Linked DNA regions of Homo sapiens: region 2 is linked to region 1. Evidence: chromatin contacts called from ENCODE Hi-C data. All regions are on one chromosome and are shown on one strand. The core of a region is the stretch at or near the end of the contact, and the rest is flanking DNA. Distances in the headings are between cores, read along the strand shown.

Region 1 (4,411 bases), core at 1,085-3,584:
CATGAGAAGGGGTTGGGGTACTTGCCCCTCCCCCAGAAAAGCGGGATTTGCTGCTAAGGGTGAAGGACCAAGTCAGGCGTCCCTGCATGGTCTGACACCTCTGAAACCTGGGTTAATAATCAGAGAGGTGTCCCTGCAATGATTAGACACCAAGGGAAGGCTGCCTTGCCAGTCCATGACCGGCGCCAGAGTTTTGGGTCCACAGATAAAACGTGTCTCCTTTGTCTCTACCAGAAAATGAAAGGAATTGAAATTAAGAAAAGGGAGAGATTGAAGAGTGGAAAGGAGAAAGTGGTTGAGGGACAATGAGAAAGGTTGGAGAAGAGAGTAAGAAGAGGTCACTTACCTGATTTAAAATTGGTGAGATGTTCCTTGGGCTGGTGGGTCTGAGGACCTGAGGTCGTAGGTGGATCTTTTTCACGGAGCAAAGAACAGGAGGACAGGGGATTGATCTCCCAAGGGAGGTCCCCTGATCCCAGTCACAGCAACATATTTCATGCGCGTCCATGTGAAGAGACCACCAAACAGGTTTTGTGTGAGCAATAAAGCTGTTTATTTCACCTGAGTGCAGGTGGGCTGAGTCCGAAAAGAAAGCGAAGGGAGTTAAGGGTGGGGCAGTTTTATAGGATTTGGGCAGGTAAAGGAAAATTACAGTCAAAAGGGGGGTTGTTCTCTGGCTGGCAGGAGTGGGGGTCATAAGGTGCTCAGTAGGGGAGCTTTTTGAGCCAGGATGAGCCAGGAAAAGGACTTTTACAAGGTAATGTCATCACTTAAGGCAAGGACCGGCCATTTTCACTTCTTTTGTGATTCTTCAGTTACTTCAGGCCATCTGGGCATATATGTGCAAGTCACCGGGGCTGCGATGGCTTAGCTTGGGCTCAGAGGCCTGACAGGAGAATCCCTCAAACCCGGGAGGCAGAGGTTGCAGCCAGCCGCGATTGTGCCATTGCCCTCCAGCGTGGGCAATAGAGTAAGATTCCATCTCAAGCAAACAACCAAATAGCAACTTGAACCAATGTGCCTCTGCACATTTCACACATGCTACAAAGGAGGGGTGTGGCATGGGACAGCATTGACCAATCCTCGGTCAGGAAGGGCTTCCAGAGCAAGTGCAGCTCTGAAAGGCAGGTTGAACACCTCTAGCAAGGTCCTGGGATCCTTTAAGTCCTGAAGGGAGGTCAGTGTAGCTGGGAGAGAGGGTAGGGGTGGCGTGGGGTTGTCAAGGAGGCACAGTTGGCCAATCTAGCCTGTGCAGACCCTCCACTGCTGAATGTATATATAATTTTTATTTTAAGAGCAATGGAAATCCATTGAACTGTTTTAAGGAGACAGAGGGAGAGAGAAACACACACACACATGCACACAGAACCTGGCCTCGGTGGGTGTAGGAGGGAGAACTGAATGATAGCTTTCAGGTCTCTGATTCACACATTTGGATGCTCAACGAGGGCACCTTCCTTTGGGAGCTTCGGCTGGTGTGGGGAACCAGGCAAGTTGGGAGCCCTGGAGATGGCGTGCCTAGTGGGGAGACGGGGGCAGGCTGGGCCTGAGATTGCGGTACGACCTGGGTCCCAGCAGCCCTTTTACTTCCTCTCAGTCTGTTGGAGCCTTGGGGCTGGAAGGGAGGGTCATTAGAATGTTCTCTGCAGAAAACTCAAAAAGCCCGCAGGAGAATGAGAGTCTGTGCTATTTCGGCATTCCCTCCCATTTCACTCACTGCCTCGAGGGAATGATAAATATGAGAAACCTGCTCAAAAAGCCTGGCTGGACCCAGGGTCTGCTTGAAGGCCTGTGCTCTGGGGCTGGAAAGGGGAGGGGGGAGGGGAGAGGGAGGAAGGAGAGATGAAGGGGTGGGGGGGAGAAGGGAGACGGAAAGGGGAGGAAAGGGAAGGAAGGGAGAGGGAACTAGGAGAGGAGAGAGGAGGAGGGGGAGGGGGGGAGGAGGGGACAGGGAGAGGTAGGGGAGGGGAAGAGGAGGCCGAGGGGGAGGGCATAAGGCCTGCCTGCAGCTGTCTGCAGAGCCCCACGCCTGCCACACGGTGAGTCACAGTGCCAGCTCCCACTGCCTGCCTCTATTTTTATATCAGCGCCTGCTCATATCTGACTCGTTAACTAAGCCTTCCAACTGGTGGAGGGGAATCTGGTGGCAGAGGATGAGGGCCGAGGGAATAATTTAGAAGTCTACATAGGAATTATAAAGCGATCCTTCTCTCTTATCAGGAGCTCTAAGCCTTTTTAATAACCAGGCGCTTTCAGCTGCTGCTCTAGAGGGCTGTGGGGAGTTGCCAGCCCTCCCAGCAGTAATCAGTGTTCTGGGAAGGAGAACAGAGTCAACAAGAACAACCGCCTGGGCTTTGGCACCAAAGGGTGGTAGCAGCTGCAGGAGGGGCTCAGGGAAGCTGTGCTAATAGGCACTTAAATGTGACACCCACATAATAAGGATCCTAAACAGATGGTGGGGGGCTGCTGCTATCATGCGGTGCGCATAATAGATGATCAGAGCAAATGACAGGCACGCCGCCTGGGGCTACCATTCTGCAGAGGGTTGATTCGAATGGGTTGACACCTGCTGGCTTAGGCAGGCATCCCTTTCCTCCCTCACTGCTCCATGTGGATCTCTCCTGAAGCTGCGTGCTGGGTGGAAGAGGAGAATCTTCTCTGATAGAGGACAACGGTTCTGTGGTCAAGTGTATACCACTCCCCTGCTAGAACCGCGGAACGAGCTCAAACCAGAAGATGAATGTTGAACATGTACATCCTGTTGCCTTCAAAATACTCAGAAGAGGGGAATTCAGGTTTTCTATTGCTAAGAGGAACTTGGGGTGAGCTGGGAGCCCTGCGGCACCCGCCTTTCTGCAATGCTCAGAGAGGGATGGGCAGCCAGAGCTGATGTGTGCCCCTGTGTGCCTGGGATGGATGCCGGCCCTGCTGTTCGCTCCCAGCTCCTGGGTTTGGTGGAGAAGAGGCATGGGCACGTCTGCTCTGCCCTCCGGAAGAATCCCCACGTTCAGAACAAGATGCCAGAGACCCAGGTTCCCAGGTCCTGCCTGCACGCCGAAGCAGAGTCCTGGCCCTGGCAAAGCTCCAAGGGCCCGATGACCATGCCTGGGGTGTTGGGGGAGGGGTGCAGGGGTGCCTGGCCATGGCACAGCCCTCTCCTTTCTGGAGGCTCCTGGGTATCAGCTGTCCTTTCCTTCCCGCACTCTGCCTGAACGTAGAAGGAAGAAGAGAGCCGCTGACAAAGGGCTTGTGCTTTCTCCCAGCCCCTTGGATAAGTAAGCACAGCTTTAAATCCAAACTTAAGAGCCAGGAGAGCGGCACTGGTGGGCATCTCCCCAGGATTCTCATGGTCTGGGGGAAAGACAAGAGCATCCAGACCCTGCCTGGGAGCTCCCCGGGCCCGCGGCCTCAGTGCACACCCTGAGCTCTCCTGCGCCCCCCTCCCCCATCCCTTGCACCACCCCCTCCTTCTCTGCACTTTGGTCCCTTCTCAGGGACGTTGTCTCTCAGTGGCTCAGGTGCCTGGCTCCAGGGAGGCCTGGGAGCTCACTCCACACCATGCTCCCACCCTTCTGATCAGGAATTCAAACTGCTTTGCCTTTCCTTCACATGCACACGGAGCTGTGTGTGTGGGGTCCACGACTCTGGGCAGAAGGTAGCCTTGAACTGCTTGGACACCCTCCCTCGGCACCAGCTTTCTCACTTGGGTCTTGTTAATCTCAGGTACTCCTTGAAAGCAGTGGCCAAGTTTCCTTCATAACGTGCCCCCTAGGAGCCCATGCAGGTCCTTACACCCAGGGACGGCTCAGAGAGGGCCTGGTGGCTGATCAGCGAGTCTCCTGGCATCTGTATCCACCCTGAACTGGGTGAAGGGAACTTTCCTCCAGGGCCAAGGATGTAATGAGCTGCCTGCTTAGGAGGAAAGCTAGACGTATTCCCATTGAGTAGATTTGAAAAACAAGGCTGATGGTGGATCATAAAGTCCTGGAGCCTGTGTCTCTAGCGTCACGGAATGTTCAGAGGGGACGTGGTGGTGGGGATGGTGGGCAAGTCTGGGGCATGGAAGCTCTCAGACTCCTTCCTGGGTGGGAGATAAAAGGGAGCATTTCCCTCTAGAACCCGTCAGTCAGAGCCAGTGTTGAGAACAGTACCCTCCGCCTTCCTTAAGCAGGTTTTTACCTTTGCCGTCCTCTAAGCGACCTCCTTGTGTTCCATTTCACAGGCTCCCCATTATCAGGCTGTATTTATTCCCCTTCCCCTCCCTACAGCTGCCTGGTCTTCCTAACTAGGCTGAAAGTGCCTGAGCTGGTTTGACTGCAGCTCCTCTGCTGGCTCCAGAGCCTGGGACAGGAAGGAGGCTGTGGAGTGGGAGAAGCCTGAGGCAGGCAGCCCAGGCGGGCCCATGGGGCTG
Region 2 (4,066 bases), core at 1,541-4,040, 50 kb before region 1:
AACTGGCTAATTTTGTATTTTTGGTAGGGATGGGGTTTCACCATATTGGCCTGGCGGGACTCGAACTCCTGACCTCAGGTGATCCACCCGCCTCAGCCTCCCAAAGTGCTGGGATTACAGGTGTGAGCCACCGCACCTGGCCTGAATTTGCATCTTTAAGAAATTGATGTGAATTGTGAAACTAAGTGCCAGTAAGTGGGAAGGTTTCCATTCCATTAATGATTGTTGGTTTATAATAGGAATAAAGATAAAATTTCAAGTAACATTTTTTATTACAGATTTTAAGTTTTGCTAACAGGATTTTTTCCCATCTTTTCTCATTCCCACAGTTTCACTAGGCCAGTACCTGTGGGCTGCTTCTCTAGCAGAGAAATACTGTGACTTTGATATATTGGTACAAATGTGTGAGCAGACTGACAACCAGAGCCGACTCCAGCGCTACATGACCCAGTTTGCTGATCAGGTGATGAGTGTTGGGTGTGTGGCCACTGAGTCCTTTAGTTGCCTTTTCTTGAAATGGCTTTGCCATTTCAAATCTGTAATCAGGGCTTTTGGAATATGATACGATCTTTTTGTAGTTAACTTTGATGAGAAGATACTAATTTGTATGTCGCGTTTCTTTGTAAATTTTGTCCAGTAGCGAGATCACAGTTCACGACAGCCTCAACCTCCTGGGTCCAATCACTTCTCCCACCTCACCCCCTCCCACACCTCCTGCTTTCCAGTAGATGGGACCACAGGAGCTCGCCACCATGCCTGGCTAATTTTGTTCATTTTTCAGTAGAGACAAAGTCTCGCTATGTTGTCCAGGCTGGTCTCAAACTCCTGGGCTCAAGCGATCCTCCTGCTTCAGCCTCCCAAAGTGCTGGGATAACAGGCATGAGCCATCGCCTGACCACACAATTCTTTATATATAAATATTACTGAAAGATTCTTTGACCTTTGGAAAATATAACTTTCATTTCTGTTTATATATTTTCTAGTTATTATAAAAGTACTTAGGTACATGAATATTGGTAAAGTTCTTAAAAATTGTATAGAAGATACTCGGGAGCATAGAAGACTACTTTAAGAGAGCTTAGCTTTACAAATACACCTAACATTCTCATTTTCCTTGAGGGATATTATGCTTCCTGTTTAAAAAACAAAGTTCCCAGCCAGCCTCAGTGGCTCATGCTGTAATCCCAGCACTTTGAGAGGCCAAGGCGGTAGGATCACTTGAGGCCAGGAGTTTGAGGCCAGCCTGGGCAACATAGACCCTGCCTTTACAAAAAAAATTTTTTTAAAAAACATGCCACCACACGCCCATGGCCACACTTATTCAGGAGGCTAAGGTGGCAGGATCGTTTGAGCCCAGGAGGTCAAGGCCAGTGAGCCAAGATTGTGCCACTACACCACAGCTAGGTGACAGAGGAAGACCTATCTTTAAAAAAAAAAAAAATTTCCATTGTGACACTATCTTAAGTGAATTCAAAGTTGTTGCTTGAAGCCAGTCTATTCAGTCAGTTGATTACTATGAAAAGCTTATTTTTTATTACTGTAAAAGTGATATTGTATAAAATTTAGAAAACCACTATAAACACAAAAGATAAAAATCACTCAAAATGCCACCACCCAGAGAGAACCTTTTAAGCATTTGGTTTATATTTTCAGTCTTTCCACTCTATGTATTATAAACAAACATGTTTTGTCAACTGCTTTTTTCACTTGATACATTGCAAACATTTGTTCATGTCATTAAATATTCTACAGCAGCATTTTTAATGGCATTATAGTATTTCATTGACTGGGTATGACTTACTTCATCAAAGATCAGTTGTTGGGCTGGGCAAGGTGGCTCACGCCTGTAATCCCAGCACTTTGGGAGGCCGAGGTGGGCAGATCACCTGAGGTCAGGAGTTCGAGACCAGCCTGGCCAACATGGCAAAACCCCGTCTCTTCTAAAAATACAAAAATTAGCCAGTCATGGTGGCGTGTGCCTGTAATTCCATCTGTTCTGGAGGTTGAGGCAGGAGAATCCCTTGAACCCAAAAGGAGGAGGTTGCAGTGAGCCAAGATCGTGCCACTGCACTCCAGGCTGGGCAACAGAACAAGAATCCGTCTCAAAAAAAAAAAAAAGGTCAGTAGTTGGACATGGCTTATTTAGTATATCAAAACATTGCTAAATAAATATTTTTTGCACTGATCATGATTTTAAAATTATTTTTATGGATTTTCTTTCTCTTTTCATGCATTTTTGCATTTTTTCTTATATTTAACATGTTTAAATGTTATTTTAAAGTCCTTTTGTGCTTACTCTGATCATCTTTGAGTCTGTTTATGTTGCCTGCTTTTATGTTGCTTGAATCATAGTTTTCTGCTTCCTATATCTGGTAATTTTTAAATTGTATTTTAGACATTGTATATTTTTAAAACTCCATAGTATGGAAATTGATGTTATTTGTCCCCTCGTGGATTTTCCTTTTTCTCTGTTAGGCAATTTAGAGGAGAGGAAGATGACTCAGTTCATTAGGAATAGAGGTGGCCCAGGACTCGGTCTCAGCTCTTGTAATATTCATTTCATTTCTGGTGTCAGAAGTCTTTCATGGCAGGATCCCTGCTTTAGGGAAAGTATCTCTTAAACACTGTGAGACTGTAGAACGTCTTGGTCTTCCTCTCCAGCTCAGCCTCCACACCACCCCAACACTCCACAAACAGCCAGTGGGGAAAACTGGCTGGGCATTTGGGCCTCTCTAGATTTTGATGTATCATGCCAGGCCATGTGGCCAGCTGGCGCAGAATTCTGGAATGTTACAGTCTCGGTGCTGTCCCACAGAGCTTTCTGTGATAATGGAGCTGTTGATAATGCGCTGTCCAAATGGGAGCCACTGGCCACATGGGGCTACTGAGCACTTGAAATGTGGCTAATGTACCTAAGGAACTGAATTTTAAATTTCAAGCTAATTTTTTATTTAAGTTAAACAGCTACGTATGGCCAGTTGCTACCATATTGGCCAGCGCACATCTAGATTCTGCCATTAATCTTGTCAGTGATCTTGAGCAAGATGCCCTTTCTGAATCACAATGTACACATCTGTCAAATGAGATGATTGAATTAAGTGATCCTACAATATAGGAAATTATTGTTTAGAACAGGTTTTCTGTTTTGGAGGCCTTTAGAACAAAGTTATGTTTTGTTATCAGAAATGTGTTTTTTTAAACTATTATGAATGAATTCTATGTTCTGTTATTTGTAGAATTTTTCAGACTTTCTCTTCCGTTGGTATCTGGAGAAAGGAAAGCGAGGCAAATTATTATCTCAGCCCATTTCTCAGCATGGACAGTTGGCAAATTTTTTGCAAGCTCATGAACATCTCAGCTGGTTACATGAAATTAATAGCCAAGAATTAGAAAAGGTAAGAAGGATTTTTCTATGGAGCAGATGTGTGCAATTTATTTAGGTAGTTTTAATTAGTTTTGTTTTTAGTAATTAAAATACTGTTTACTGTCATATACCTGAGAAGGGGTTACTATCCAAAATATATAAGGGAGCTGGGCATGGTGGCTTATACCTGTAATCCCAGTACTTTGGGAGGCTGAGGCAGGTGGATCTCTTGAGTGCAGGAGTTCAAGACCAGCCTAGGAAACATAAATAACAAAAACATTAGCCAGGTGTGGTGACACACACCTGTAGTCCCAGCTACTTGAGAGGCTGAGGCAGGAGGATCACTTGAGCTCTGGAGGTTGAGGCTGCAGTGAGCTGAGATTGCACCATTGCACTCCAGCCTAGGCAACAGAGTGAGGCCTTGTCTCAAAATAAGTGAATGAATGAATGGCAAAAGACCTGAATAGACATTTCTCAAAAAAAGACATGCAGATGACCAATAGATGTGTGAAAAAAATGTTCTGCATCACTCATCATTAGGGAAATGCAAATTTATATCACAATGAGACATCACCGTACATTTGTTCGAATGGCTGTTACCAAAAAGGTGAAGGTAACAAGTGCTGGAGAAGACATGGAGAAAAGGGAACCCTGATGCACTCTTGGTGGGGATGTAAGTTAGTACAACCATTATGGGAAACT

The links. A loop is a pair of places that touch in the nucleus more often than their neighbours do. Pooled maps may share reads with other maps.
Region 2: a loop to region 1 is called in a map of cardiac septum, with 12 times the contacts of the local background. The contact joins two enhancer-like sites. A Hi-C loop is called at or near these places in 2 of 168 maps with a recorded cell type or tissue (cardiac septum and left cardiac atrium) and 4 of 50 pooled maps.

The regions. Positions count from the first base shown.
Region 1 is chr1:229,408,899-229,413,309 of GRCh38, reverse strand. LOC124904541 (a long non-coding RNA gene) reads right to left here. Exons shown (of 2, transcript XR_007066925.1): 2 at 1,268-3,208. It also overlaps the pseudogene RN7SKP276. Among named protein-coding and RNA genes, the nearest start is that of ACTA1, 23 kb to the left of the region's middle. Within about 2 kb of position 2,334, at least 11 of the 41 ENCODE cell types and tissues checked have a DNase peak (open chromatin) inside an H3K27ac peak, as active enhancers do.
Region 2 is chr1:229,459,940-229,464,005 of GRCh38, reverse strand. It overlaps NUP133 (nucleoporin 133), which reads left to right. Exons shown (of 26, transcript NM_018230.3): 19 at 330-463; 20 at 3,237-3,395. Among named protein-coding and RNA genes, the nearest start is that of ACTA1, 28 kb to the right of the region's middle. Within about 2 kb of position 2,790, at least 5 of the 41 ENCODE cell types and tissues checked have a DNase peak (open chromatin) inside an H3K27ac peak, as active enhancers do.